6 separate regions of the Mus musculus genome follow, and regions 1, 2, 4, 5 and 6 are each linked to region 3. Evidence: chromatin loops called from intact Hi-C (ENCODE). Cell type or tissue: left cerebral cortex. All regions are shown on one strand.

Region 1 (4,000 bases), 230 kb before region 3:
AGTGGGTGATATAGTAAATGTTGTGTCTAAGAAGCCAAGGAGAGAAGGACCTGGAAGTGTATAACCCTCCTTAGCAGCATGCCTCTGATGACCTAAGGACTTCCATAAGAATGTGAAGGAACAGTAGGCAGCCTTTGTGTTCCAGCCATGTGGCATGGGACTGAGCTAAGGACTTTGTACCTCTCAGTACTTCTGCCCTGGAAGGTCCTTTAACACAATTGCTTTTTGGGGACATTTGACATCTAAACTGTAGCTAACATGTTTGTTTCACTGACCACTATCATTTCTTTGAGGATTAGGTGTTCTTTTATTTTTATCTTACTCAACAAAATGTCTGGCATAAAATAGGCACTAAAAATTAATCTGTAGTCTGTGGCTGTGGGCCAGCTCTTCCTGGCTGAAGGTAGATGTATCCCTCAAACTCTTATTATACGTAGACTAGTCAGTACATGTGCTTAGTCATTAATTAAGTACTGCTTGATTACTGTGGTTTTTTTTAAAAAAGTAAACAGTTTCTTTGTTCTGGTTCACCTTTCTATTGAAGTTGACTTTTACCTCATTTATGGCTATACATTTTTAAAAATAGTTTTTGACAATTCTAAAAGATGTTTATGTCAATTTCCGTACAAATATAAATTTTTCATTTTAAAGTTTTCAAACTATGTTGTATAGCTGAGAAAAAATTACATTAGGATTTACTTAAAGAATGTATTTCAGGATACATTAGATCATTGAGTAACATTTTGTGTATTAGCCCTGTGGTGCGAACAGAACAGACTGTAATACACACATCAAAAGTGCTGCTGGCTCATAATTTCCCATGTTATACGTCACAGAGCCTATATACTGAAAAACTTTGAAATGAATTTGAAGTATGATTTTGTTAAGAGTCATCTTTGCATTTTGAATCACAATGATAGATTTATAATTTACTACAAATAAGCTTTTGAAGTTGGCTGGTTACAGTATCTTACCAGAAATTTACCAGTTAAGTCGTCATGCAGTAGAAAGTATGATTGTAAGAAAATAATAATGTAATTCAGTGTTTGGTGGTTGATTGCTAACCACTCAAATACATATCTTCTTCCTTTCCTCTTTCCCTGACTTCCCCTGTTTTTCTCTAAATCATAATTATTGAGCTTGGCATGTTGCCAGGGCTCTGAAGGGTCTGCTCCCAGCTGCACTTCAGGTTCTGGCAAAGTGTCAAAATGTGACATTTATTCTCTTTACAAATCATGGGATGGCTAGCCAACTGCCTGTAGAGTGCCTAGTGCAGAGTTGTCTTTGGGTTTGGAGTAAATTTCGAATTTCTGTTTGTAAGTGAAGCAAATGCCTGATGAGTGTTATCACTAGACTTTTTAATATTTTGAAAAACAACAAAAACAGCATTCACTTTGGGGGAATGAAATATTTAAAGTATTGTTTTGAAATGCTCAAAGGCATAGAGCATGTGCTTTTTAATGAAATGTATTTGGAAGCTTTCCATAAGCATCAGCAGCTGTGCTTTTTGAATGTCTTGAATTGCCACACTTTTGGGCAGACATTGTACTATTCATTGCTTTAAAAAGTTGAATGCCTGTGTAGGAGAAGATGTAATATGTAGGTCTGTAGATATGGGGTCAGTCAAAAGTGGTCATAAGGGTGCGTGTGTGCACTTATATCGTTGTTAGAGTTGTAAAGAAGGGACAAGGAAATGTTTGGTTAAAAGTTGGTGTTCGTAGAACTAATTGCCTTTCAGAGACATTCTGTAGACACTAAATTACTAAGATGCCTTATTTTTTTCTTGTTATGGCTTAAATTATATGCTTATTTTAAAAGGATCTTTTAAAAAATTTTATGTGTACGAATGTTGCCTGCATGTATACAGTGTGGTGCCTGCAGAGGCCAGAAGAGGGCATTGGGTTTCCTGGAGCTGGAGTTGGAAATGATTGTTAGCCATCATGTGAGTGCTGGAAGCTGAATCTGGGTCTTTTGTAAAAACAACTTGCAGTGTGTTATCTTAACTGCTGGACCCTCTCTCCAACTTCTGAATTATGTACTTTAAAAATTTGCATTATGGATATATTTAGTTGGTAAACTTTTTATTATAGATTCCTATGCATGCACGTGTGTCTGTTTTGAGTGTCTAATAAATGGACAGGTATCTGAGTCACTGGTTGAAATTAAAGCTATATGACTAATCAATTTAAAATTATAGTACAGGTTTTGAGAATAACAGCCAGGGCTATATAGAGAAACCCTGTCTCGAAAAACCAAAAAAAAAAAAAAAAAAAAAGAATAGAAAGTTGGTGTTTTAGTGATCTGTGTTAGAACACAGTTCATGAATAAAGCTGTGTGAGGAGATTCTGAAAGCTTGTGGGAAAACTCCAAGTAAACAAGAAAAAAGTCTTGTAACCTCTGTTCCTCGATAACATGGGCTCCTCCCAGGTGTGATAAGGAGGAGTGGGGTTACCCACCATCTTCTCCAGGATTCAGAATGATGCTTCCAACATGAGTTGTTCTTGTGATCGTGTACAGCCTAAACTCATGTGACCTGGCCCATGTGACTGTATACAGCTTGTATACACTGACGTGAACTTTGCTGCTAATGACTTTGTCTAACCCTCAGAATATAAATTGTTAGATGCCTTGACTAAAAATGGCTATTGCATGAGACTTTAGTAGGCTTTACTCTCCCAGGTTCATGAAGTCAACTAGAGTGGTAACAACTTGTACTTGTTATGCAAATTATTCTATTAAAAATACTCCAGATGTTACTCCTTTTTGGTTTTAGAGACCAGACCTACGAAATGAAATTGTTGCCAGAACCCTAGGCGAGAATCTTTTCTTTGCCTCTTTCAGCTTTTATGGCTCCAGACATTCCTTGTTATATGACTAACTTTGTTTCATCTGCAGCCTGAAACTCCCTTGTTCCTTCTCTTAAAGGTACATGATTAGCCAGATGTTGGTGGTGCACACCTGTAATCCCAACACTAGGGATGCAGAAGCAGGCAGATCTCTGAGTTTATGGCCCCCTGGTCTACAAGAGAAACCTTGCCATGAATGAATGAATGAATGAACATGATTATACTTAAGATCTACCTATATAATCTATAAACTAACAAGGGTTAGTTTATCCTGTGTGTATATTTAATTACATGTTCATAGTGTCCAGACATTAGATAACTTTTGGGGAACTAGCATTCAGTTCACTAATAGTCTGGAAGCCACAGTTTCAGAATACAGATGAGAAAAATGAGTTGAGACTAAATTGACATTGAATGAGTGGGTGTACTATTTGTTTACTTCATGGTTTTACCATCTTCATACAGGCTTCTGCTTGTTGTAGGTGTTGAGACTATGTAGTCTTGCCATGGAAGAAGTGAAACGACATGTTATATTTATTAATAATCTAGTATTGAGAAAATTAAATATATTTGGTAGAGTTAGGACTTCATTGAAGAAGTAATCCATCAGTGAACTTTTGTAGTTTCTCGTTTTGAGAGAGTCTCAGCATTGCTTAGGCTGCTTCCCAGCCTGGATTCATGGGGATGGTGATGCTCTGCCTCAGCCGCCTGCATGCTGGGATCACTGATGTACTTTACTGCTTTTACAGTGAATGCACCAGATCATACAGAGAGTGGTGAGAAAGGCTTTCATGGAAATGAAGTTAGTATTTGCAAATGAATGGGAAATACATGCTTATGTAAGTCATTAATGGACTGAATTAAATTTGGGCTTTTACATCCTAAAATATACTTAGCTAGTGCTCATTTTACCATTTATTTTTACTTTGTTCTTAAAACAAAGATCCTTTCATGATTTAAAAGATTTATGATAGGCTATTAAATATGTAAAAAAAAGTACTTAAGGGAACTTCAGATTAAAACTACAATGGAATAATACTTTATACTCCCTAAAATGGCTAAAATTAGATTTGTAGCCCCAACTGTTGGCAAAAATGTAAGGAAGTAGAACTTGCTCTCATATGCTGTTGGTTGACTAGAAATGGCACAGCTAC
Region 2 (4,000 bases), 120 kb before region 3:
TGCTCATCAGTAGGCTGGTGCCTAAGAGCAGTTCACGGAGGTAGAGTTATAACCTTGTTTACGTGCCCGTTTAATTGCAAACCAAAAATAAGCGACATTAAGAAAAAAAAAAGTGCTTCACACTTAGTCTTGGCAACAGGGACTCATGCAAGAATGTTTTAAACATTTGCTGTGGAGGGTGGCCTGTCAGTGTTCAACTGCTTTTAGCGATGGAGGTGGCCTCCACTTCAGCTGTTGTCCTGCCCATGTGCCAGCCCTTGGCCCTTATCATTCAGACACCTCTTGCACGGTTCACAGGTCAGATGGGCAGTATTCCCTTCCCTGAACCTCTAAGGCTGGTCCCAGGGTCCCTGTCTCCAGCCCTCTCCTGTGAACACGTCCCACTGAATTGGGGGAGGGGGTTTTGATGGCCCAGATTTGAAGCCACTATGTTCAAAGGGACATTGGGTAGTTCAGGTATAGGCTGTGTTCTGCTTCCTGCCATCGGCTGAGGCATGCAGCCCTGGGGCAGTTTCGGTTCCCCCTAAACAATGAGGTTTCCAGGATCCATGGACACTAGGCCTGGTGGGGGAAAGGGGAGGGCTCCTCCCAAGCCAGAGTGCCTTAGTAAAGATGAAACAGTAGTTACATGGCTCCAATTGGAGCCCCCATGTTACCAAGTTCATCTGCAGAGCTAACTAATTCAGCTTCGAAAGGAGCATCCCTCTGGCTCTCTGTCTGATTTCCTGTGAACAGGAGGGTTACCGACAACCCTTTGGGGCCTCCCCTAACCTCTCCGCTCACCCCTGTCTCTGCCTTTGTACTTCCTCCAAGCACAGGTCCCTCCCTTGGTCTCCTGCCACCCTCTACCTCTCCTGGTCCACTTCCTCCCTGCCTCTCTTTGCTTCTCTCCCCTCTGCTGACAACTCCCCAAGTAGCGAGTAGCCTCTTCCTGATGCGGGACAGTAGCGAGTAGCCTCTTCCTGATGCGGGACAGAGAGGGGGATGTTCAGAAGTTTCCAAGGTGGGGCAAGGGGGACCAGTACCTGACATTTCGTTCTCATACGAAACTTCCTTTATTTCATGGTTCATTATCTCACCGAGATCTGCTTTCCGTCCACCCCCTTGGGAAAGGGCCTGACCACAAACCTAAGAACCTCACTTCTGCCTTTCTTACACATGGCAGAGACACACCAAGGGCCCTTGTGTGGGGACTGGGTTGGCCACATTGGTTGACGCAGAGGCCAGCCAGGACCCCCAGGGCTGGGCAGAGGAACAGCCACTGGCTCAAGGGCTCTCTAGTTAGGATTTTCCAGCATTCCCCAAATGGAGCTGGTGACATATGGCTTCACACTGCCCCTCGGGCCCTCAGTTCTAGCCCTATCGAGTCACCTCCAGCATCTTTTAAGGATCTCCCTAAGAACTTAGGTGCCTGTCCCCTACCCTGTGCCACATAGATACCTACTCAACCTAGATTTCGGTAGCAGAGGCAGGTTGAAAAACCTTTCTAGAGACACTGACTAGCCTAGGAAACCACCAGGCCACAAGATTTCTTTGTCGTCAACTAACACAAGGAATTGTATGTCTCATCTGTTGGGGGACATGTCTTCTCTCTTTAGATGACAGACCAGAGCTGACTATCAGCTCATTCAGAGGCTGGCACCATCCTCGCTACCCTCGGACCTACAGAATCACATCTATTCTGTCTGTCTTGAGCCCCCATAGGCAAAACAGCCATAAATGTACTTACCTCTGCAGACCATTAAGGGTTAAATGAGAAAAGATAATCCAAGCTCTTGGCCTGATGTCTGATGTATAGCCAACAGCAGTGCTTAATAGATGTCAACTGTCATATCTGTCCCTACCAGGCCTTGGAGTCTGGGAAGGGAGCTCACCTGAAGGTTGCTACCTGCTTAGCATCAATGAGCAGGGCAAGAGGAGGCCCCCCAAGCCCCTTGATAACTGGAGGGATTCTTCCACTGAAAGTGAAAGTCCCGCCCAGGACTGGCTGGCTGCCACTTCCTCTTGGGCACCGTGCCGCTCTCCCCCCTCACCACCGAGTGTTCCACACACTCTTGAATCAGCACAGAGAAGAAATCTTGACCCAGAATGCTTTGCTCAAGGGGGCCGCTTGGGCTTGGAGCCCAGATTTTTCTGAACACTTCTCCCCTTTCATGCCTAAAAGCAGCTCCTGCGAGTTCCTGGTAGGGAAGAGCTGGGAGTGAATTTCAAACCAGTAGACTTACCAGTGAATGGACACCAAGCCAGAAACACACAAGCAACAAAATGATACAGTGTCCACAGTGAACACGCTAACCCGGGGGACTCAGGCAGCTGGGTGGGTTGGGGCGCTGGGGAATGGACGCAGATAGCAAGCAAGCTTACTGGTTTTAAACAAAACCTCAGGGTGCGTGTTTGCTTTCTGTTTCCTCTGAGCATTGTACACATTAGCCACAGAGTTTTTAGAGAAGAGACTGGTGGATGCCATTCTAGGGCTTTTGGCTTAGGGTCAGCTGAGGATTAAGACCTGGGAACCTGGGAGAGGGTCTAGCACCTGTGTTCAGCAGTGGCCACCCACCCAGCCTCAGGGAGGCCCAAAGGCAGCTCTCTCCAGAAATAACCACTTGACACATCCCCAGAGCAGATGATATATACCAAGTAAACAGAAAAGGAGGCAGATTTCATTAATCTTAATAAACGGCCATTGCCTTGGGAGTGGGAAAAGTCAGTTAAAAAAATTTTTTTTAAATGTTGCGTATCTACTCTTAAGATTGCATTAAACATTAAACTAGGCACAGTCTAATTTAAAGTGCTGCTTGTGGATCTCAGCTTAAGCAGCCCTGTTAAAACCTGTGGCATAGCAGTGTATCTTATTCAGGGTTTAATTAGATTTTGAAGCAAGCTGCAAATACACAATTATGCCGTTTTGCTGGAATCTGGACGGCTGGTGAAGTTAAAGATGGATAAGAACCTCCCTCCATCCCAGGGCCTCAGAGCGATGAACAAAGACCATGTTCAACAGAAACACCCTGATTTTCATTTTAATATTTTATAATAATGGCCAATATTTATGGGGTTCTTACTCAGTGCCGAGCAAATGGTGTACTCCTGCTCATCTGGGCTTCAAAACAGCCCAATGATATTCATCTTTTGTTAACTCCACAGGTAACATGCCAAGAAGCGATGGAGCCGTCTTAACTCCAGACCCAGCCCTGGGCTCCAATGCTCATAGAAAGTTTGGACTCTGAAAGATTTGAAGGTTCAATGAAATTCAACCATATGCCATAGTCACTTCAAGAAAGTGAACTCGGAGGACAGAAGGCTCTTTGGGGATTTGCTTTACTGCTGAACACCTGGGAAGAAGGGACCGTCATTAGCTGCCAGTGTGCCAGTGAGTAATGAGTATTTCCAACATGTTTTAAAGGACTCAAGAACAGTTTGTGCTCATCAGCGTTTTAAACAGTCTCAGGTCTCGGGACGTTTTCCTACATAGGCTAGCAGAATCAAGGGTGTTAACTAAGATAAGAAGATGAGCTCGCATATAAGAATCTTACCCAAGAGAGCCCTACGTGAATTATATGTACCCTAGGGACTACTAACAGCAGCAACAAACAAAGAAAATAAACAAACAAGACCCGCACAATTGTTATTTTCCATTCAATCTGGAAGACCCACGATCAAGTTCAATTAAACGCTGACTGCACAGAGCATTCTGGACTTAGCTCCACAAAGACACCAGTGTGGGCTAAAAATAATTGCCTATTGTCTTACCTCTGACACTGCAGAGCCCTGTGACACTTACCCGGAGGAAACCGGAGAGACAGACAGACATCCAGTTCGTCAGGAGCTTCTCCACCACAGACTCCGTGCGCCTCAGCATCAGCTTTGGTTGCATATTACTGCACTGCTCCATCAGGTCCCTGGTCAGCACCTCCAGGATGCTGGTCAGGTAGACCAGTTTGGTTTGCAGAGCAATGGTTAGGAAGGAGGCGAAGAGACACCTGTTTAAAAATAGAGCCTG
Region 3 (4,000 bases):
GAAGTACACAAAGCCTCCGTAATCCCCATCAGCGAGACCCTCTTGAACTGTCGCTTCATTTTCCGGTCAAAGAACTGTCAATCTCGAGATTTCAAGCTGTGGCTGCCCTGTGAGCCCTGAGGGGAAGACCTGTGTCTTTTGCCTGGTTTAGGCACAGCTCAAGGGTGGTGCCAGAGAGCCCCGCAATCTAGTCTGGAAATCTGCAGCCCAGAAACTGCCTGGAGCACCCCAACACTTTCCAAACCGCCCCCCCCCCCACACACACACCCGGTTCTCCTTTTCAGGGCGAGGCTTTGTACACCATAAGCTGCCTCCTAGGGTTCTCTCCACCAGGTTGAGACCACAGCCACCCTTGGCTAGCCACAGCCCCGCCCCCTCGCGCTGGTTCAGGCTGGGCGGTCTGCGAGCGGCTTTTGCACCATAGCATTTATTTACCAGTGCGGAGCAGGCCACAACTCTACAGACCACATCACATAGGTTGCAGCCAGAGATTGGAAGGTGGGGTGGGTGGAGGGGGGGGGCACAAAGGCCGGGGTGTGGCGGCGAGTCTTTTAGGTTCGATAGCTTTTTCTGTAAGGGCATTAGTAACTGTTAGCTCAAAGGGTCAAGCCCACATGTCCACTGAGACTCTGGTCTGGAGAAGCGGTTAGGAACAGAGGATAGCCCGGGCCCGGGGGGTTGGGGGGAGCTCAGTCCTAAACAAGCGCCCGCATTTGTACTAAAAAGATGAGAGGCAGCCACTAGAGTTTTGAACCTCCCTCCAATCCTCCCCGCTACCCCGTCACCCTTTCTACACGCTCCCTTTGGGGACCCCAGACTGTGCTTTAGAGTAGCCTGCAATCTCGGCCAGTCGGTGGTGTAGTGAACCTGAGACTTGGTAAGTGTCACCCAAGACTCCATCTGAACCCCGGGGGCTGGACTTACGCAGTTGTGCTCAGTCGCTTGAAAGTCCCAGCTGCAGCTCCTGGCGTGCGCCTGGATCTCACTCATCCTGAAGAGGCAGAGAGCCGTGGTGGCGGGGGAGCGCCTCTCCTGGCCCTCTCCAGTGGCCGCGCTGAACACGCCGGCCCAGATGTCCACAGCCTCCACCAGGCTGGAGGAAAGCAGTAGGCGGCGGCCCTCAGGGTGGCCGTGGTCGCAGTCGAGGGCAGCCTGGCCCTGGAACAGCACCTCTGTGCTCTGCGCGATGCGCGCCATGCTGGGCCAGCCGGTGGCAGCGCCACTCGTGTAGTTGTAGGGATAGTAGGGGAAGTAGACACTGCCGTTCCAGAGAAAGGCGTCCACGAAGTGCAGGCTGCCCGCACTACCGCGCAGTTTCAGGCGGCCCAGCTCCTGCGTGGCCAGACTGCGCCCCTCCGTGTTCTTGAGCGCGATAGCCGTGTCGCGATCGGATGCTGCGGGGTTGCAGCGGTTCGCGGTCTCCGGCTCCGGCAGCACATAGGTGGCGGCCACCGCCAGGTACCAGAGGTCGGTGCCACTCGCGCGGTACACCACACCAGCCGTCGAACCCTGCGGGTGACATGACACCACCTCGGTGCCGTTGCGCAGGGAGCTGCGGTTCAGGTTGCCCAGGGGCCGCACCTCGCAGGCGCCCCGGTCGAAGGTCCAGCCGGTGAGCAGCAGCCCCTCGAGGCCGGTCGCCCCCTCGCGGTAGGGCAGCAGTAGCTTGCTGAAGCTGCTCCCGGGCCGGGGCCGCGCGGGGGGCGCCAACGAGACGGGCTCCGTGCAGTTGCCCGCTTGGTCCCGGTATAGGCGAGAGAGCCTGTTCTTCAGGCTGTAGTCCAGCTGGTCCAGGCAGCTGCCGCTCGCCACGAACACGCCGTCCGCCCGGCTCGCCGCGATGGCTCCGATGGCTTGCTCAGATCGCCACACCGGCTCGTCCGCGCCCCGGGCGGGCGCTGCCAGCGCCAGCAGATAGGCGATCAGGGGCAACGGTGCGGCGGGGTACGGGGGGCGCGGCGGCGTCTTCCTCCGGGAGACCTCCATGGGGCTAGGGGGGCCGCCCCCGGGCAGGGCGCGCGGCAGCTCGGGCAGCTCAGGCGCGCGGCGACGGAGACGCGGGCGGCGGTGGCGGCGGCGGCGGCTCCTGCGCGCGCTCGGGCTCCCGCGGCCGCCCCATCCCCGCGGCTCGGCCGGGAAGGAGTGCAGGGAGGACGGCGCGCGGCGGGCTCGCTCCGGCAGCCTGTGCCGCGGCGGCAAGCCCTGCGCGCTCCGGAGACGCTTCCTCCTCGTCCGCCTTCGCCGGAGAGTTCCTCTGTGCGGCGCGGGCGCTCGCGGGGAGGCGCGGAGGGGAAGGGAGGGGACGGGCGGAGGGGAGCGAGGCGGGCGGGGAGGGCTGGAGAGGTTGGGTGCGCTTGTGCGTTTCACTTTCCCATTGTGAAAGTGGGATGCAACTGGCCCCTTCCTCATCCTCTTCCTCCTCCGCCCTCCGCCTCTCGCCCGCCCTCCCTCCACGCCCATCTCCCCTCCCTTCTTGATTCGGTGAGATCGGGAGGAGGGAGGTCTCGTAATTTGGGTTACTGTGTAGGTGGCCTCTTTCATCTATTCATAACAAAGCTGAGCCGCCTGCCGCGGCCGCCGCGGCTGCCACCATCGCCCCTTGCTCGCCCCGGGTTCCCCCGGCGCCGGAACCGCGCACCGAGCTGGCTCCCGCGCTCCCCAGCCCGCGGGGCTGCTCCAACGCCCGGGTTTTGTTTACGAGAGCAGCCCCGGGCAAACGCGAGGCTCGCGGAGCCAGGACCCAGGGTCGAACGGGTTGCGGCGGAGGCCCAGGGCTTGAGCCCCTGGGAGGCTGCCAGGGCGGCTGACAGGTGTGGAGCGGCGGGAGGGGGGCCTGAGAGATGCGCCAGGGGGCTGGGGCCAAGCGGGAGGCGGCTGAGGGGGACCAAGACGCCCCTGTGACCGGGGGTGGGTTTCCCTCGGTCAGAGTGAGGTAGGAGAAAGGCGCCACACTCTCGTTGTGGACAATCCCTCGGGCCAGAGCTCTCATATTTGAAAAGGCTCCCTGGTCTCCCTTGGCAACGGAGTCCCAGGCTCTCAGATATAGCACTTAGAAAGTTCTGCTCACTATCTAACCCTAGTGACAAAAGCTAACATTTATTGAGAACTTGCTCCGTTCTGGGCATAGTTCTAAATGCACCATGTAGATTTTGATTCACTTGATGCTTGGGACAAACAGTATTAATTAGTGACTTGTATCAACCCTACTCGGCTTTTGAGAAAGGTCTTGGAGAAGCTATGGAACCTGCCCGGGTACAGCTGTTAGCAAATAGCACAGCAGAGATTCGAATCCACACCTCACACCGGAGCCTCTTACAGGTTTCTTGCTAGTCCAGTGCCACCTGTGGCCACTAAACTACACTCCCCAGAGAATAAAGGCAAAGGTACATTGGGCTCAGCAGCCAGGGCTCGCATCTCAAGAGTCCGGAGCTCTCTTATGTTTCTAGAGGGGCTCCCTCCACCACTTCATCCAGGTAGCAACTGTCAGCTGGGGTGCTCCCCCCTTCCCCCACCTCGCAAGCCACCGAGAATTTCTGGAACAGAAAGATCACTGTGCTCTGGGGAGCAGGCAAGCTCATGTTTTCTCAGAAGTGGGCTTCCCAGAGGCAAGCCTTGGTGCCTTCAACTCTGTGGTGAATGGAGAGGGAGCTAAAGACCCGTATGGGTCCTTAAGAAATGATCTGCATTCTTCCTAGATCTTCCTAGGACTGCAACTGGTTGCTGTGTGATCTTCTCTTCTTAGCTCCAAGTCAGCCAAGCTCTGGATAGGAATCTGTATTGTTTTTTAAGGGGGCTCTGAATGAGCTTCCTCACAGGTCACCTGCTGCAGGTTTTACACTTCCACAGAACTGCTTAGATCTGTTCCTCCCGCTGCTGAGATGGGAGCTTCGAAAGGCAGAAGGGAGGAGAAGGAACTGGGCAAGAAGCTTGAAAGTCTAATCTAGATGTACAGTACAGTATTAGGGGGTGGGTGTAGCTCAGCCAGGCCTTGACTTCCATT
Region 4 (4,000 bases), 730 kb before region 3:
TACTATGTTGCAAGACTTTGTCTCAAACAACAACAACAAAATTCTGTTCTGATCATTTGCTCATTTTAAAATTTTGTTGTTGTTGTGTCTTTTATTTTGAGGTCTTTGATCTGGGTTACTGGAAGTAGAGTTACCAAGGTAGGAAAGACAGAGAAGGCTTGGTAGTCAGGAGTTCTCTTTTGTAGACACAGTTGGGTCTGGAGAGTGACAGCTGAGAGCACTCATCGGCAGTCAGGATAGAAATTGATGCTAGACACAGGAATTCCCTGGGATTTTAATTTTAGCTAGTGTACTGTGTAATTTAAAAGAAGACGACCTTCCGTGCCACACCTTGCTTGCTGCTCTGGAGACCAGGTAAGAATATTCTGTCTGGACTGTTAGGAATTGAGTTCCGATTGGTAAGTTGCATATGACTTGGGGGGGAATCATAAATGCCTGCTCTTCAGGTGTGCTTGGGAATAGTGTGTGTTCCCTGTGGGAATGGGAGTTCTGGCACTGAGCCTATGTCTGTAGAGATGTTGGCTGTCGAGGAGCAAGAAGCTTTTAATCACAGGCCAGCTCCTGCACCTGCTGGATACGACACTCATCTCCCTTGAGTGTGTGCTGTGTCGTCTGGGGAGTAAGGGAGCCCAGCTCCTGGATGGCTGAGTGAGCTGTCAGCTGCATGACCGACTGCAGAGCTCGCAGTGAGGAACCTGTGAGGCTGCCCAGCTGCAGGTGGTGGCTCTGTCCTCCGCTCTGAGTCAGCAGCTGCCACTAAGGCCTGTGACAGTCTTGCAGCTTGCTCAGCAGCTGAGTAATGTCACCTGGGGACAGGTTTTCTTCCGAGGCATTAGTAAATTTTGATAGAATCAGAGATCTTTAGTCATCTTGTCAGTTTCCCTTACTCTTCCCTAATCTTGTGGGGTGGCAAGTTCACTTTATGGATCCTGTCTTTGCTTTGTTCCTTTCAGTCTGCCAGTCGCCGTTATGGCCACTCGGTCCACCCGTGGACCTGCAGAAGGGATGTGTGTGCCAGTGTGGCGGATGTCTTGGAAGGACACTGGGCTGCATGGGCCTTGAAAGGAAAATGTTACTGTCTGTTACCCCGCACAGTACTCTGCTCAAAGACTTTCAACTGCTATTCATCTGAGGCCTACTGCACGTCAGGCACTGGCGCTGTGTCCCTGTGAGAAGGGAAGCACACGTGCCCTCCAGGAGTTTACAGCACCTGATGAGTACAACCTGGCAGAGTCATACAATTCTACAATTCTTTACTAAGATTAAAATGTCTTAGTATTTGTATTAGTTTAAATGCTTATATAGAATAATCTCAAAGTATTACTTAAGTAAATGCTACATATTTTATACCACTTTTATCTCTCCTCACTTTTATCGTTAAATTACCCATCATTCCCTAGCTCTTAGCCTGAGCATAGAGTTGCTGACATAAAGACCAAATGAATCATGAGTAGCTACGTAAAACTTGGCAGGGTTGGAGTATTACTGAGTGTGGAGAAGTGGACTGCTGGGTTATTTCATGCAAGTAGGATAAAGTCATTGTTGTCTCTTGTATCAGTAGAAGTAGATTTACTGTTTTTGATTTGACGTGTTGGAACCCTGACTTGCTTAAAAATTGTAGTTTAATGGCTTGCTTGGATTTTTCTCTGCAGCATATATGCCATGCCTCCACTTGGTGGCACCTTCTGTTCACTTATAGCTAACATGTCTTTTTCCTCAGTGTAGAGCACTCATGTCTCCTTGTATACTGAAATCAATCTCTCTCTCTCTTTCTCGCTCTCTCTCCCTTCCCTTCTCTCTCTCTCTCTCCCTCCCTCCCTTTCTCCCTCCCTCCCTCCCTTCCTCCCGCTCTCACCCACCCTTCTTCCCTCCTGTTGGCCTGTCTTCTAGTTTTTTTGTTTTTATTGTTGTTAAAGAACAAAGCCATAGACAGGTTTGTGTGGAGGAGGTGGGGTAGGCAGAGGAAAGTCAAGAGTGCTTCATTGGATCAAAGCACTGAGTGAGGCTGTTCACAGACATAGAAAAGATGCAGTGGGTGTGGTGGTCCATGTCTGTATGCTCAGTAGTAGGGAAGTGGAAAAAGAAGAAGAATCAGGAGTTAAAGGCTGGCCTGGACTAAATACCACCAGCCTGGGCTGCAGAGTGCCTTGTACCAGGGAGGTGGGGATTATAGAAGACATAAAGATAGTCAGACAGGTGGGCGGGCTGGGAGAAGGAGATGTAAATAGTGGTGGGTGGCTCGGGGTAGAGCATTCGTGTTCCCTGCACAGAGCCCTGGCTTCATTCTGGAACTCCACAAAGACACAAAACAAAGCAAAGCCTGATTGTGAGGTGTGACTGTTAGAGAAACCTTGGTAATCCAGAGGCACACAGTGCAACCAGAAATACACTCTGAATTCCTTGGCTTTTGAACGGACACCCTTAGGATTCCCCTCACCTGGTCCACGGATATAGGTCGGCTTTTTTAGAAAAGGAATATGTTCTTTTTGAGAGATGAGATCATGTTGTGTTGCCTAGTTTGGATCTGAACTGGTAGGTTCATGGGATCCTCCTGCTTCAGCCTCCTGTGTAGCTGCTACCTCTGTCCCCTAAGAATCCCAGTGGAGAGAAGAGATGTTAGTTTACTGTCACATCCTCTGTAGAAGAACATTTGTGGTTATAAATAATAAGCATTTGTATTTGTGACATATGCAAGTGATTTGTGGTTTCCTCCCCCATTCACAGACACTTCCTGCGTCTCAGCAACATTCTGCCTGTTAGTCAGTGTTCCCCTAGCTGGGGGCTGTTGTACAATGGCAATTTGTATTTAAAATTAACATCCCATTTATTGCAGCTGTAAATCTTAAACTGTAGTTCTTCTTAAGCCTCGAGGCTTAGCTCATAAGCAGAATAACAAGATTAGTAAATTGAATACTTTCTGCATAAAAATAAAGAATAATCATTTTCTTTTGTTCCTTGATGAATGTTTGATAAACTCTAATGGAAAGGATTAAATTCTCCTAAACAGTTATATCTATTTACAAATTTAGTTCATTACATTATTTTAAGCATTTTAGTTAGGTTACATCTATAAATTTAATATATTTAATTTTCCCCAATCCTTCAAATGCCCAGGGAATCGTGTGTCAAGTCACTGTTCGGATCACATAGGCAGTTCTTATTACTCAAGCCAGAACTTAAGGGTCATTTCAACTCATCTAAGATCTGCCAACTACTTTTTCCTGCCTTGCTTCCTTTTAAACTATTATTAATGTGTCGCCCTCATCATTAACTGTTCTGTTTTCATACTTGTGTCATTGATAACATGTCCACCCACCGTTTTGTACCCCCTCCCCTGCTCTCTTTTTAAAATTGGGTTCATTATTATTTGTATACAGTGGGGTGCTGTGAGGTAGGGGCTGGGTGAGTGTTACAAGGACTATATGGGACCAGAGAACAAACTGGTGAAGTTGGTTCTCTCCTTCCATCTTTATGTGCATTTTAAGATCCCACTTGGGCCTCAGGCTTTCTGGCAAGGCCTCACCAGCTGAGCCTTCTCTGCAGCCCTGCTGCTTCTCTTTAAACATGGCAAACTGCTACCAGAGACTTCTACTCAAATCCAAGCCACAGGTAACAACAGCCGAAATGGTCTGGTTACATTCTTGACAGCTGCCGCTGCCTGCCTAGTGGGGTATTAGTGGTTGGTTTTGGGTTTTGGTTATTTCCTGTGCTGAGGATTGGATTTAGGGCCTGTGTGTGCCAGTCCAGGACTGTCCCACTGGGGATTAGTCAGCTTCACTCTTGTTCCACTACTGTGCTTTTGTGTTATATTTGGAGGTTTTGCTCATTATTTTGATTGAATTTTCAGAATCAAACCTGGGAGCTTGTGTGTGAGAGACAAGCACTCACGGAGCTCTACCCCAGTCCCCTCTTTTCTTTTTCTGCAATCGCATGCTGGGCCTGTGTTCTTTTCATAGTGAGAAAACAGGTTCCATCTCCTCACTTGGTCCGTAAGGCTCCT
Region 5 (4,000 bases), 260 kb before region 3:
TCATATTTGCCATCATATATGCATTCATATTCTGTACACTGTGATCTGTATTTTGCTTTTTCTTTTGGACAAATATGACCCAGATTCCATGGACATATGCAATCGAATGTTTTAATGGGTCAAGAGTATTCTATTGTATACACACACCATAATTGTCTTCTGTTCTAGTGCTATTATACATCATGAGTATGTAATAGAAACATGAGAGTCAACAATATCCTTAGGAATCCTTTTTTTTTTTCCTTTAAGTGCGACAGAGGACAATGCTTATATTAAGTCAGGTGTACAATTATCGCCCTCACACTAGTGGTCACAAAGGAATTGTATTTCCACAGTCCTGTTAATACTGGTCAGCAAAAGATCTGTTTGGAAGGTGGATACCTTTTCATTTGTTAATTGGGTATTTTTCTTGGAGAATGTCATATTTGGACAATTTTCTCTTTTTGTCAAAGTCTTACTTATATGCCCAAGATGACCTCAAACTCCTATCCCAGTGACTAGAGTGCTGGGATTACAAACACGTGCCACCTCTCTGTCAATTTTTATTATTTAGGTGTTGAAATTTATAAGTGATTTTTCTAAGAGCTGTATGTTGGGAATATTTTTCCTTTGCAAATGTTATGAATATATTTTTCTATGGTTCTTTTTTCAATTTTTGAGGATGCATTACAACTTTTGTTATTGTAGTTTATTTCATACTTGGATAAGGCCTTTCTAATCACAAGGTGTACTGGCTAGTTTTGTGTCAACTTGACACAGCTGGAGTTATCACAGAGAAAGGAGCTTCAGTTGGGGAAGTGCCTCCACAGAGATCCAGCTGTAAGGCATTTTCTCAATTAGTGATCAAGGGGTAGGTCCCCTTGTGGGTGGTGCCATTTCTGGGCTGGTACTCTTGGTTCTATCAGAGAGCAGGCTGAGCAAGCCAGTAAGGAACATCCCTCCATGGCCTCTGCATCAGCTCCTGCTTCCTGACCTGCTTGAGTTCCAGTCCTGGCTTCATTGGTGATGAACAGCAGGGTGGAAGTGTAAGCTGACTAAACCCTTTCCTCCCCAACTTGCTTCTTGGTCGTGATGTTTTGTCCAGGAATAGAAACCCTCACTAAGACAAATGGTTATTAATATATACACCTTGATTTTCTATTTAAAAATATTGCTATTTATACTAATCTGTGTCTTTATGTGAGTTGGTGCAGATGTTCTCAGAGGCCAAAGGCATCAGATCCTGAGAGCTGTAGTTACAGGCCAATTTGAGCAGCAGGACCTGGCTTCAGGGACCTTAATATGGGTCCTTTGGGAAAGCAGCAAGCACTTCTAAACACTGAGACATCTCACCACTGCGGATTTTCTCCTATTTTTAACGGTTTAAATGTTCATCTAGCATTTACTCTTCTCTGAGAAATAAAGTTTTTCTTCAGTTGTTAGTCATCTCTCCAGTCTTCTCCTCACTTTCCAGTGATTCTATTTTATTTAATTTATTTTATTTTTTTAACGGATATTTCCACTGGTTACAAATGATTTGATTTGATTTCAGGATCTGGGGAATCCGTAACGCCTAATTGAATTTACAGAACTAGGGATTAAGATAATCTATAAAAATGCTGCGGCACTTGATATAGGACTGTTCAGCAAATTGTTACTGTCAATGTCTCTCACACACACAGGACTTCTGCTTTCTCTATTCTGATCGTGAATGTGTCTCCCACATACCTCCTTTATATAACCTACCCATAATAGTATGCACCCTCATTTCTAGAAAAAATGGTGACAGCTCAGTTACCACTCTACCCAGAGCCCGGATCTAGTCATCTCCTGCATGTTCATGAGAGGTGAAGATAAGCTGTGCTTCATAATGCACTGTGGCGATCCAAGGCCACAGTATGGAGGCACTCAGCAAGCATGGGTATAGACGGGATGCATGTTTCTCCCATCGCCCACCCTGAAACGCGAAAAGCCTAATTTACCTTAGCTTTTAGGTCACAAATATTATCAAAGCTGTCACCAAGTGTCAATTTAGTTTGCAGCCTGGAGACCAGGAGCCCACCCTGTTATATTACCCCTAAGAGCAGGCGGGCCTACAGGATGGGCCTGGGGCAGGAAGGAGGTCCTGACCTGACTTCCCTGGTGGCAAGCTGGGGGCGACTCCGCACTCACAGGCTGACTGGGTGCCAGAGCCCGGAAAATCCGCCCAGCAGGCACGATGACAAGGCGGGCGGGAACAGAGGTGGCGGCGAAGAGCACCGTCCAAGCCCTCCGAGAAGGAAGTGTGACAAGGGCACAGAGTCCCTCAGCCCACCGGGAGTCGGGCGTGAGGTGACATCTGCCGTTCCCCGGGCTCGCGGGCTTCGGTGCGGCCCACAGGGACGTCCCAGAGTGGCATCCTCACTTTTTTTTTTCCCCCACAGCGGCAACAGCTACCCGCGTAACCGTCAGCCCGCTCCTCTCACCAACGGCTCGGACCTTGGGCGGCGCGCGGTGCTGATGACGTAGGACGGGGAGGCGGGACTTCCTGCCTCGCGCCTCGCCGGGGCTCGGGACGCGCGCGGTCCGCTCGGGAGTGGCGGACGGCGGGCTGAGGGGGCGGCGTGTCGGCCGAGGAGGGCGGGCCGCGGAGGAGGAGCCGGCCTTGCAGCCGCCGCCCTCTCAGCCCTCCGAGTTTCCCGGGCTACCTCAACCTTTCCCGAGGCGTGGGTGCCCTCGCGGACCGTCCGGCTCCTCGGTTCGCCTCCAGCCCCGCGGCGGCAGCGGCCGCTTGGACCGCTCCGGGCCCCACACCCCAGCCGGTGGGACCGTCCCGAGCCCTCGGCCCCAATGCCTGGGAGAGCAGAGCGGAGTGGGTGGCGGTGGTTGGAGCTGTGCCGGGGGCTCCCGGTGGCGAGCGCGGCTGCTGTGCTGGGGCGAGCAGCGGGGACCGTGTGTGAGTTTGGTAAGTCACCTCTCTTCTTTTTAGGCGTGCTGGGCGTCTGCTTGGAAGCCTGCGGCACTCCGCGCCCGCCCTTGGACCCGGGTTTTGTTTCCTGGTGAAGCAGTGTTAGCCGGTGTTAGGAAGGCAGGCCCTGAGATGAGTTCTGGATGCAAGGTTTTTCTTTTCTTTTTCTTTTTTAAAGCACGTGAAACTCCTTTCGGGGCTCTTTGGTGCACTGCGGCACGGTAGCCAGCGGAGTCATGGGGTTAGTGTAAAGCACCTCTAGGTTAATTGGTGGGGGAAAAGCCACGCTGTCATCATTTTCCTTGTCCTTAAAGGTAGTCATAGCAGTGAGGTTTGCGGATGTTGCTGAGGTAAGGTCTGAACTGTGGGAAGTGTATTTTGGGCTTGGTACTTTGGCAAGTTCTTAGTCCAGTTTCTGACTATGATAAAAAGACTCTTGGCTTTTTAAAAATGCCCTAGAGGGCATTTAAGTGTCTTTAAGTCTTTGCTTACCTTCTAATTATCAGACCACTTTCTTCTCGAACATGTTGAGGATCAGGCTAAATTTGTTCTGATGATTTTTTTTTAAATATGTAGTGAATTCATAATATGTTCAGGCTGTTAGTATAAAGTACTAAACTGAGATTTAAAGTACCGAGTAGGTTGTTAAAGCCGTGCTTCTGTTACCAAGCAACATCACCGTAAACAAGTCTAATATTCAACTAGAACATAAGTAAATGTGGCCTGTTAATCTGAGTTTGGAGCGAGTTGGAGCTCTTCAGATTTATGCTTTTAGTTTATAGGTGGCTACATTTGTTGCCTTTTGTAGTCAGATTTCAAATAAATTTTATCTAGAATTATTAGAACACTTTGATTGTTTTTGTTGTCACACAAGACTATGGAGAGTTGTAAATGGATTTGAGTTCTTTTTGGTTGTTACATATTCCGGAGTATGCTGGGTATTTCTCTTTGAGTATTTCTTTTCTAATGAGATAAAGTATGCAATCTGTATTTAATAATATTCTTAAATAAAAAGATTATAGCAATTTAGAGTTACATACATTTGAGAGATTGTGAAACAGTACAAGTTTTTAA
Region 6 (4,000 bases), 140 kb before region 3:
CATGCCACCCAATGGCAGGGTGTGACAGTGTAGCCCAGCAAAAGGTCACAGGGGGTGCTGAAGGAAGGAGAAAGAAAGCCTAGCCTGCAAGCATGCCTCCTCAGTCTACCCTAATGCTACTAATAGGATACCCTTCATAGCAAACACCCGGAGCCAGAGCCAGATAGGGGAGTTTGGGAGGGTTTCATTATAGAGAGAAAGATGCAGCTGCTGGCTGCATGTGTTTATAAAGACGTTTGCTCACAACCCCGTTCTTGCACAAGATGGAACAACACTGGAGCAAAGCTTTGCTGTCCTCTGCAGGCACCTCATGGGAATGAAGAGGAACGATACTTCTGGCCTAAAAGCATCAGGTGAGGGTGAGCATCAGTAGAGCCCGGGACTGTGGACAAGGCTGGGTGCTGACGGCCACAGCTGCTGCCATAGAAGGCAGCTGTTGAAACGCTAAGAGTTGGATTGGAAACCATGCAGTAGGTTGACAGAGCAGTAGCAGCTTGGAGCTCTGGCTGGGGACGGTACCCGACCCTATATTCTGTACTCTTTGACCCGCCCCCTTAGTATTCTCAGAGCAAAGGTCAAGTAAGGAGTTGCCACACCACATTGTTGCCCTCACAAAATGCGGTACAGGAAGCTGGGCCTTACACTTCAGCAGGAGACTCTGTTTAGACAGAAGGAGGGACTGGCCGTCACTGACGATTAAAGCCTAACTAATTTGGACTAATTGGGGGGAGGTAAGTCTGAATCACTTAGAACTCTGAATTAGACCCTATTTTTAAATGAAATATAGTTTTTTTTTTTCCTTTCAAGCACATACAGTGACTCAAACTAGGGTGCTTTGGTAAATGAATAAGAGTGATAATTACCATCTCGTCTCTTAGGAGGGAAACGCAAGTACTTGAAAATGGTTTTCTTTAACGAAAGGGCAAAAGCAAACATCAGCCCAGCCCCCTCAATTTATCCCAAATTTCAAGTCTGTAGAGGTGCTATTAAAATCAAGTGCAGACTCAGGCAGCCAAAGGTGGGGTGGAAGCTTTCTTTCTTCAGCTCAGTCCTTGGGAACTGAGGCAGGCAAACTTTGGACTGGTCCAGCTTTAGGGAGCGTGGCCGGCTAACCTCCCTGGATTCCTTCAAGCGCTCTGCACTTATTTGCCTTGCAGCTTATCTTTTTAAACATAAGCAGAATCCGTTAAGCTCTCATGTCCTGGTCTTGTCATTTATTACCACCAGGCAGCAACACTGGGTTATGAGGCCAATAAATCATCAGGACGGGAAGTGACTACAGGCTGGATTAATTTCATTATCATCCTTAAGCAGATAGGTGTCTAGTACGAGAGATGTCTCCAGGAAGAGTGATGCTTCATCTCTCCTGACAGGCTGCCTGTGCCCTGCAGACTGCTGTGTGCTTCTGTTTTCTCTGTGGGAATGACCTGTCCTACCTATCCCTATTAAGCATTAAGTGGCCACCACCCCACCCCCTCTTCAGGGTCCCACCCAGCGCCATACAGTTGGGGTGAAGGTGAAGTGTGGCAATAAGGCAGGGGAGGCTCATTGGAGCAAGGCTAATACTCCAGCCAAGAGCACCAAAAAGGAACAGCAATACCAGGACGCCTTTGGACAACCAGACTACCTTGCCACCCAGACCCATGGAGAGGAGATGGCCTAAAGCCCTGAATGCACAGTGGTGTACTAAGACCCCTCTCAGACCTTCCATCCACTTACATCCCTTGGGACTATTGCTGCCCAGGAACCCATCCTGAGAAAACTGGGAATTTTCACACACCCCACCCCCAAGCTAAGGATGCTGGGTTTGACCAGGTCATTCTGGGTCAGGAAACTTAAACTGTAGGGGACTTACGTGGGACAGGGTCATAAGTCTCTCTGTCAAGTCTCCAGAAGTAGTCGCAAGGCCTCACAGGCAAGACAAAATGCAAGATGGGATGCTTCCGGCTCCTAACTCTCCAGGCACCTGCTTAGGAACTTGTCTCGAGTGCAAACAAGATGAAGGTGGAGCCCGGCAAAGCCCTATGTCAACCCTGGTGCTTTGGACATTGATGTAGCTACTCTTCCTCTGACTTCTCCTCTCAGAGAGAGAGAGAGAGAGAGCAACTCCCCCTTCTGAGTGCCACCCTTGACCCCCATACACACACTTCATCTAGAAGGACTACAGTGCCACTTTCTGAGCCCCCTGTGACCACTAGGGACACTCTTCTCTTCTAGACAATGCTGTTCCTCACGGGAAGGTTTCCCACAGTTTCCAATGGGTCTCCCTATTTCCTGTCCATCACAGCCACTTTCTGAGAGAACAAATTTAGGCCCTCTGATGCCCCATACTGTCCTTGAGATATAAACTAAGAAGAAGCCCAAGTGGCGGGTTAAAAGACAGACCCCTGGTCTCAGCCCATCTATACAGTAGGTTAAACAATGGCTGGTCTCTCACAGGACTGCTGCAGGATGGTACTAACCAAAGACCAGAAGAACTGAGTCAACATGCCACCCAGCATGGTCTCAGGCTAGCACAGTTCCTCCTCAGGTTCTGACCAGTCTGAGAGCCATTCTGTCCAACATGCCTGCTCTCTGTTCCCCTGCTAGATAGACATAGCCCAGCACCAGACTCAGCTCAGCTATGGCTTCCATAAAACCCCCTATGGGTCTCCAGTCTGCAGCACTATTGTATCATGAGGTGTCACCTTCCCTTCTTCTCCCTACTGTCCCAGTTCTTAGCACGTAACAGACACTCAAAGATCTGGGCCAATGCTGCTGAATGAATCCCAGGCTCTGTTTTCAGGAACTTGCCCTGGTTCCTGTCTTGTCACATACAGGCCTCTGGCACTTGTTTCTCTTGAGACATCATGAGCACACTTCACTGACTCCATCGCTCACCCAGCGTGTGGGTCAAGAGGTTGAAGGGGGTCAAGGGGCTGAAAGGGACATCACTGAATAGTGCAAACCAACAGGACATTTCGAACTTCCTGAGAACAAGTTCTCTGCACAAGAGGTCACAAGGTCAGCACAGTGGAGAGAGGGGAGGCTGAGGGTTCTACTCTGCTCAGCACTGATAAATTTGACATGCCGGGGAGGGGCATGCATGTATGATAATTCACCCAGTTTTCCTAAGAACACACTGCATAAGACCAGGCAGCCTTGCCAAGGCAAAGTCTCTGATCTAAATGGCAAGATAGAGACTCAGATGGCATGATACTCTATGTCTTATGAGGAGGGGGGCATGTGATAGGGACGCCACGAGAGACAGTAATGCCAGGGCTCATCTGAATGAGCAGAAGAGGAAAGCATCTCTCTTAGAAATAGGCAGCCTGCGAACCACTCAGAAATAGCGAGTCTTTGTTTTGTTTGTAAAGGGCTTTTCTAGTACTTGAGTTACCCAGTGCAGGAAGGACTGTGGGTAAAGGAGGAGTGGGTAAGGCTGTCTTGATCTTACCTCATAGTGGCCAATGGTGTTTAGCTTGGTTATTCCATCTTCAAGAATCACAGAGGAACTGTCAATGTCCAGGAGTTCTTTCTGCCGTGTTCCCACCTGAAGCTCTGAGAAAGGGGAGAGGCATTTGGGTCCCTTCTAAAATCACAGTTAAAAAAAAATATATAGTGCTACCTAGTCGCTCTTACAAGTATTATTAATAATGTTTAATAATAATGTTAATAGCATGAATGAAGTGGTAAAGCTTTGTTGGAAGGCATGGAGATAGCCAGATGGACCAAAAGCTTTGGGCTTGTGTCTGCAGCCAACCATTTCAGACTACTGTTCCTGAAACATGACACCAAATCAAATCTGGAAGTGGAGTCCCTGAAGACAGAATCACCCATCATCTGAAGGATTAAAACCTTTAAAAAAAATCCCTCCAGTATTACCAGTCCATGTGCATGCTCATTCACAGAGCACAATGTGAACACTCTTCTCCATGGCTCCTGAGAATTACTGTTTATGAACACACCAACCCAGCTAGAACACGATGGTCATGATAGTCACAAGGGAACCACAGATGAG

The links. Hi-C counts contacts between places; a loop is a spot of excess contacts. Peaks named below come from ENCODE experiments on the same cell type or tissue, not always from the same donor. Only the 100,000 strongest peaks of a DNase experiment are listed, where the experiment ranks them.
Region 1: it touches region 3 in a loop (3.0-fold over the local background); 13 of 42 quality-filtered maps call a loop at or near these places.
Region 2: a loop joins it to region 3, with 2.6 times the contacts of the local background. A loop is called at or near these places in 12 of 42 quality-filtered maps.
Region 4: a loop joins it to region 3, with 4 times the contacts of the local background. A loop is called at or near these places in 3 of 42 quality-filtered maps.
Region 5: it touches region 3 in a loop (8-fold over the local background); 14 of 42 quality-filtered maps call a loop at or near these places.
Region 6: it touches region 3 in a loop (2.3-fold over the local background); 4 of 42 quality-filtered maps call a loop at or near these places.

Annotation. Positions count from the first base shown.
Region 1 is chr10:94,708,627-94,712,626 of GRCm38, forward strand. All of the region lies in intron 1 of Cep83 (centrosomal protein 83), which reads left to right. Among named protein-coding and RNA genes, the nearest start is that of Cep83, 22 kb to the left of the region's middle. In left cerebral cortex, a CTCF peak has its summit at 1,879 (motif pointing right); a DNase peak (open chromatin) is centred at 1,325.
Region 2 is chr10:94,827,562-94,831,561 of GRCm38, forward strand. It overlaps Plxnc1 (plexin C1), which reads right to left. Exons shown (of 31, transcript NM_018797.3): 20 at 3,782-3,980. Among named protein-coding and RNA genes, the nearest start is that of Plxnc1, 120 kb to the right of the region's middle. In left cerebral cortex, no CTCF peak of the experiment used is centred here; DNase peaks (open chromatin) are centred at 257, 467 and 2,058; H3K27ac peaks cover 1,400 bases.
Region 3 is chr10:94,942,593-94,946,592 of GRCm38, forward strand. Plxnc1 (plexin C1) reads right to left here and starts at 2,253. Exons shown (of 31, transcript NM_018797.3): 1 at 925-2,253. The coding sequence starts at 1,986. In left cerebral cortex, a CTCF peak has its summit at 1,645 (motif pointing left); DNase peaks (open chromatin) are centred at 276, 1,023, 1,263, 1,674 and 2 more places; H3K4me3 peaks cover 3,264 bases; H3K27ac peaks cover 2,330 bases.
Region 4 is chr10:94,209,225-94,213,224 of GRCm38, forward strand. All of the region lies in intron 3 of Ndufa12 (NADH:ubiquinone oxidoreductase subunit A12), which reads left to right. Among named protein-coding and RNA genes, the nearest start is that of Ndufa12, 12 kb to the left of the region's middle. In left cerebral cortex, a CTCF peak has its summit at 1,660; DNase peaks (open chromatin) are centred at 669, 1,668 and 2,187.
Region 5 is chr10:94,686,124-94,690,123 of GRCm38, forward strand. It overlaps Cep83 (centrosomal protein 83), which reads left to right and starts at 2,667. Exons shown (of 16, transcript NM_029852.2): 1 at 2,667-2,923. It overlaps Cep83os (centrosomal protein 83, opposite strand), which reads right to left and starts at 2,490. Exons shown (of 3, transcript NR_015524.1): 1 at 2,110-2,490. In left cerebral cortex, no CTCF peak of the experiment used is centred here; DNase peaks (open chromatin) are centred at 931, 1,354, 1,808, 2,217 and 2 more places; H3K4me3 peaks cover 2,594 bases; H3K27ac peaks cover 2,140 bases.
Region 6 is chr10:94,807,229-94,811,228 of GRCm38, forward strand. Plxnc1 (plexin C1) reads right to left here. Exons shown (of 31, transcript NM_018797.3): 23 at 3,437-3,540. Among named protein-coding and RNA genes, the nearest start is that of Cep83, 120 kb to the left of the region's middle. In left cerebral cortex, CTCF peaks have their summits at 314 and 2,184; no DNase peak of the experiment used is centred here.